2 separate regions of the Homo sapiens genome follow, and region 2 is linked to region 1. A link is a contact called in ENCODE Hi-C data. All regions are on one chromosome and are shown on one strand. Each heading gives the region's core, a stretch centred on a gene start or an enhancer-like site at or near the end of the contact. The rest is flanking DNA. Distances are from core to core; before and after follow the strand shown.

Region 1 (2,733 bases), core at 75-2,574:
CACTGAACTCCAGTCCCACAACTGCCTATTTGGCTGCCTTTCCATTCAGAGTCACAATCTCTTGAGAGCAAGTGAAACTGGCTCACTCGGCAGTGCCGCCCCTCCTGCTCTCCAAATCCTCCTGCACTGAGAATAACGTCTGGGCTCAAGAAGACAGAGGCGTGGCCATATCTCTTCAGGTTTGGGACCTGGCCCTCGCTACTGACTACGCTGGCAGGGAATACCCCTGAAGGCGAAGCAGGATTTACGCGAGGAAATGCCTCTGAGGATGGAAACACTAGGGTGTGGGAGAGGGTGTCTCCCCTAGAAGCTGCCAGAATGAAATAATGGGCGCACTTCAGATGCCACTCCTCAAATTCGTCAAAGGGTTCAATATTTTCCACCCGCCGGCGTTCTTCTGCGGGAAGAAAGCAGTGATAGAATTCATTCATGTCCACGGCACCGCAGGCGGTCCAGCCAGCTTGAAGGAAGCGGCGCCGCTGCGCCTCCACGTCAGGAAAACGCTCCAGGCCATGCAGGGGGGAGTTTAGCTGCCGAAAATGTTGCAGCATGAACTGGCCAAAGGCGTCTTGAGGCCTCATCTGCTCATAGACCACGAAAAGGGCATTAGGAAAACGCTGGGCTGCCCAGGCGATGAGGGCCGCGGCACTCTCCGGCTCGAGGTAGGTCAGCACCGCCTCGGCCAGGAGCAGAGTGGGTGAGGCTGCGTCGAGCCCCGCGGCGCCCAGGGCCTCCTCCACTCGCTGGAGCTGCCGCAAGTCCAGACCCAGGATGCAGTAGTCTGCGCTCTCAAAGCACAGCGCGGACGCGGGCTCCCCCCTCTCGAAAGGCCCGGTTAACGCGCACAGCTCTGGCGTCTCTCCAATCCTTTCTGCTTTGCGCCGCGCCACGTCCGGAAAATCCACCTCCCAGACTGCAGCCCGGGCCAGGCGGCCCGCGGTTTTTAAGCGAAAATAGAGCGAGTCGAAGCCAGCGCCGAGAGACAAGATCTGCGCGCGAAGCGCGGCCTGGGGCGCGCCAATCTGCTCCAAAAAAGCGCGCACGCAGTGCCTCACGGCGCGTGCGCGGACGTAGTAGCCTCGGTGAATGAGCGGTGCGCGGCGCGCCGCGCCCGGAACCAGCAACGCGGCAAAGGGGTCCTGCACGTACCCGCGCGCGGCCAGGGAACGCTTGCTGAGGGCGCTGCTGTCGTTGGTGTTCTGTACCGCGCCTGCCCGACGCTCACGGCTCCGGGGGCCCATGGCCAGAAGAGACTCAGGAATGGCAGTCTGTCACGGTTGTGAGCCGCCCCTTGGTTAGCACACACCTCACGGACCTCGGTAGGGGGAAAAAAACCACCCATGCTCCTGGACTTCCCCTTCCGCCGGCACTTGTGCGTCACTTCCGGGAAGAGCGCATCTCGCCAACCAGAATTGAGGAGGGTGTAGCCAGTGCTAAGTTCGCTTGCGGCTGACCTTTCTTTGGAATGTCGTGAGTTCCATTTGTCCCAGAATACGGTCCGCTACCGCTGTGACATGAGTGTTAGGGAAGGCGGGTTGTCACGTTTCTACAAGCCTTCCAGTCAAAAGGGAAACCTTGCCTAAGTCCTTGTAGTTGAGAAATCTCTAAGAGGTGAGTCTGTGGGGACTGACGACTTGGCTTCCTTGGACCGCCAAGGAAGGGTCTGGTAGGAGCCAAGAAGGGTCGGCACCACGGACCTTCAGTAGGCAAGGATTAGTTAGCTTCCTTGGGTGCTAATAGTTGCTGATTTATTTAATGCTCTCACAGTTGCAAAAGAGAACCCCATTTAAAACTTGAAAACAAGTCACTAAGGCCAGGGTGCAAACTGAAGAAACCGACCTTTACAAATAATTTATAGACACCTAACAAGAAGACGTTTCCCCACAGATAGTAGACTGTTGATTCCCTTGTATTCCCAGCCCTATGTTAGACTGACGGTGAATAAACCACTCAGCCTCTCTTTCTCATCACACCGCCTTGGAGAATTCTGTGGATTTTAAAGTAGTGTTGAATATGTCCCCAGAAAGGGGAGTCACTGAAGAGAGGTGATTGTTCCCTGTGATATGTTCTGAGCTTTGTTTTTAAGGAGTAAATCCAGGTTAGACTTCAGAATAATCATAAAGTTTCTAAATTGGGTGTCTGGGAGTCATCCATAGGAAACCACTTCCAGAGACATTTAGGAAATTTATCATTTGTTCACTGGGATTTGGTGACTGACTGGCTGAAATAGAAAAGGAAATCAGATAACTTTATGGTTAACTACAGGTGGTACTGCATAATGGTTAAGAGTGTGAGTTTTGGAGTCCAGCAGATTTGGATACTGGAGTCAAGAAAAAGTTTCGTATTTTCCAATGTTTTCTTGTGGAACAAAATGAAATAAGAAAGAAAAGGTTTGGATCAGGATAAAGATTCGGTAATTGAAAAGTGACATTTAGATTTGGTGTTTAAAAGCTCATTAATGGCCTTAGGGAGAGCAGTTTCTGTGGAGCAATAAGGGCAGAATCCATGTTTCAGTGAATAGGAGGTGAGTTAAAGGAGGTATCCAGTCTAAATTATTATACTTTCGAGGAGCTTAACTCAGAAGGAAAAAAGGGTCAGGGCAGTGGCTAAAGAATATTGTGGGATAAAAGAGTCTTTTGTTTTGTTTTCAGGTGGAAGCAAATACTGCACATGCGTGTTGGTCCTGTGAGGGAAACCAGCTAGTGGAGAGGGAGAGGTTGAAGGAACAGAAAA
Region 2 (2,700 bases), core at 102-2,601, 200 kb before region 1:
ATTTGCTTTTCTGGGAAAGCAGTTTTGCTAAAAGCTGTACAGACTTTCCTTTGTACCTAGTAGTACTTTATATAGTATAGCTTTGGGCTATGTAGCATTTTAAGACTCAATTAATAAAAAATTAATCTGTTGCTGACTCTGTTAATTCCTATTTCCACATGTATTTCCTTGAAGAATTCAGGATACGACTTCTTGTGTATGACAGTTTTCCTTCACACACTATTTTTGTGGGTGTGTATATATCTGATTTGGGGAGAATTTAAAAAACACATAGCTTTTTAATTTGTTTGAAACAGACCTTTTGCCTGTTACATTTTGTGCTCTTAACCAATTAAAGAAGCCAATGACATGTTAGTTTTATATTGTGTTTTCCACTAGTATATCCCTGTTGATTTGTTTGTGCCTTTTATTAACTGCCATTTTCTAAAATTTTTTTCAATAAAGGGAAGACGTGAAAAAAATTACTCAGAACAGCAATATATAATAAACAATTAAAAAATCAACAATAAGGGAGTTGTTAGATAAATTAAGGTAGGGCTGAATCTAATTCTCCTGGGTCTGGCCCATAGGAAGTATTTAATACTTATTAAATGAATGGTATACTACCGTGTTGCAATATTATTTACTCAGGTGCATGTGAAATCAGTTTAAGGGAAAAATAACTTTCACAAAACATAGGAATTACATCTATAGAAAACCTATGCTGCCGGGCGCGGTGGCTCAGCCTGTAGTCCCAGCACTTTGGGAGGCGGAGGCGGGAGGATCGCTTGAACCTAGGAGTTCCGAGGCCAGCCCGGGCAACACAGACAGATCCCAGTCTCTACAAAAACTATATTTAAAAAATTAGCTGGGCGTGGTGGTGCGAGCCTGTAATTCCAGCTACTTAAGGTCAGGGAGGTCGAGGCTGCAGTGAGCCATGATCGCGCCACTGCATTCCTGCCTGGGGGATAGAGACCCTGTCTGAGAAGTGAAGGAAAGGGGAATGGTAGAGGGAAGGGGAAGAGAAAGAAAAGAAAACCTATGGAGGTACGTTAATAATCAGAAGGGGCCAGAGGAAGCCACCTGACACATTTGTGAGACAATTTAAAAGGCGTTCTCATACATTCTCACTTTGATACAACAACCCTGCAAAGTGCGCACGGAAGGTGTTATTAACTCCGTTTTACAGGTAAGGAGATCGACCCACTGAGGTCAGGAGTGACTGACCAAGGCGGAGCCAGGACTCTAGCCCCCGCCTCCCGGCCACTGGTCCCGGTCTCCTTCCCCGCCACCACTCGGCCACCGTCATTGGTGTTCAGAGTTTCGGTTCTCTTTTCTGTGATCGTATTACTTATGCAAAACGAGCCCAGTCACTTGCGCGGCCAGAGAGGGGCAGGTGCTGGGCGGCGGCTGACGGGCGCAGCACCCTAGGCCCAGTGTCTGGCTCCAGCCCCGCATCCGGCGCCGGCCCCGCATCCAGCTCTGGCCCTGCGACAATAGAGTCCGGAAGTGCAGGCAAAGCGGCTCCCGGGAGCGCCGCGCGGTCCTGCGCGGGATCAGCGAGGGCCGCGCCCCGGCGGGCGGGCGGCATGGCTGCAGTGCTGGCTCTCAGGGTGGTCGCGGGGTTGGCGGCCGCAGCGCTGGTGGCCATGCTCTTGGAGCACTACGGCCTGGCGGGCCAGCCCTCGCCGCTGCCGCGCCCCGCGCCCCCCAGGAGGCCGCACCCTGCGCCAGGGCCCGGAGACAGCAACATCTTCTGGGGCCTGCAGGTGACGCGGCGGGAAGCCGGGCCGGGAGGCAGGTGCAGATCGGGCACCGTGCGGTGGGACCCTTGCGGGTGTTGGGCCCCACGCTCCAGGCTGGGGACCTCAGTCAGATTGTAACTCGAGGCTCTGTCTAGTGCTGGCCCTGTCCTTACCTGGGGGGTTCGTTATGCATTGCCTCTTTGCCTTTTCCTTCTGCCCGAGAGAGCCGCTGAGCCGCCCCTCCCCATGCTGCCTCTTCCTGGCTCAGATCTCTCTGTTCAATACCTGTTTTCGGCAGATATCCGACATTCACCTGAGCAGGTTTCGAGATCCAGGCAGAGCGGTAGACTTAGAGAAATTCTGTTCTGAAACTATTGACATCATTCAACCAGCTCTCGTCCTAGCAACAGGTAGGGAGGCTTGCCGTGCTGTGGTGGTGGTCTGTGGTCCGCATGGTAGAACTCTAGCCAGGGCTGTGGCTTTTCATTTTGGGGACGTTGGGAGCAGTATAGCCACAGCCCCAGGTGAGCTCTGTGAGGTGGAAGAGATTGGACATTCTAACCCCTTTGCCTATGGATAACTGAATGAGTCAAGATCCAGGCAAAATGATTTGACGTAGCAAGGTTTTGTCAAAGCAGTAGAAGCAAGGCTCCTGGTTCTCATGTCAGTCTGTTGTCTGATATATTTGTATCTGGTTTTTGTTCTTGTTGTTGTTACAGTTCTGGTTGTGAGAATTAGGGAAAAGCCTGTAACCACGAATCAGAAGTTCTCTTCTTTTGCTAACTTTTCTATTTTCTTTACATTATTAATCTTATATTTTCAGTTGTTTGAGGCTTCCGGTGACCCAGGGCACTTTTTCTTCATCCTTTGATAGTTTTATGACTTAAGTTTTCTAGACTCTTCAAACACTTTATTTGCTTTCAAACTGTAATGGGGAGAAGAAGCTAAAGGAGCATCTATCTATCTTGCTTACTGG

The links. A loop is a pair of places that touch in the nucleus more often than their neighbours do. Pooled maps may share reads with other maps.
Region 2: a map of CD8-positive, alpha-beta T cell shows a loop between it and region 1 (3-fold over the local background). The contact joins the promoter of TMEM62 here to the promoter of LCMT2 in region 1. A Hi-C loop is called at or near these places in 1 of 168 maps with a recorded cell type or tissue (CD8-positive, alpha-beta T cell) and 10 of 50 pooled maps.

Annotation. Positions count from the first base shown.
Region 1 is chr15:43,329,249-43,331,981 of GRCh38, forward strand. It overlaps LCMT2 (leucine carboxyl methyltransferase 2), which reads right to left and starts at 1,325. Exons shown (of 1, transcript NM_014793.5): 1 at 1-1,325. The coding sequence starts at 1,241. MAPDA (N6-Methyl-AMP deaminase) reads left to right here and starts at 1,424. Exons shown (of 13, transcript NM_001324366.2): 1 at 1,424-1,611; 2 at 2,652-2,733. RefSeq lists enhancers at 1,233-2,183, 1,416-1,465.
Region 2 is chr15:43,132,235-43,134,934 of GRCh38, forward strand. TMEM62 (transmembrane protein 62) reads left to right here and starts at 1,352. Exons shown (of 14, transcript NM_024956.4): 1 at 1,352-1,748; 2 at 2,023-2,134. The coding sequence starts at 1,569. RefSeq lists silencers at 1,140-1,199, 1,420-1,819, 2,010-2,221.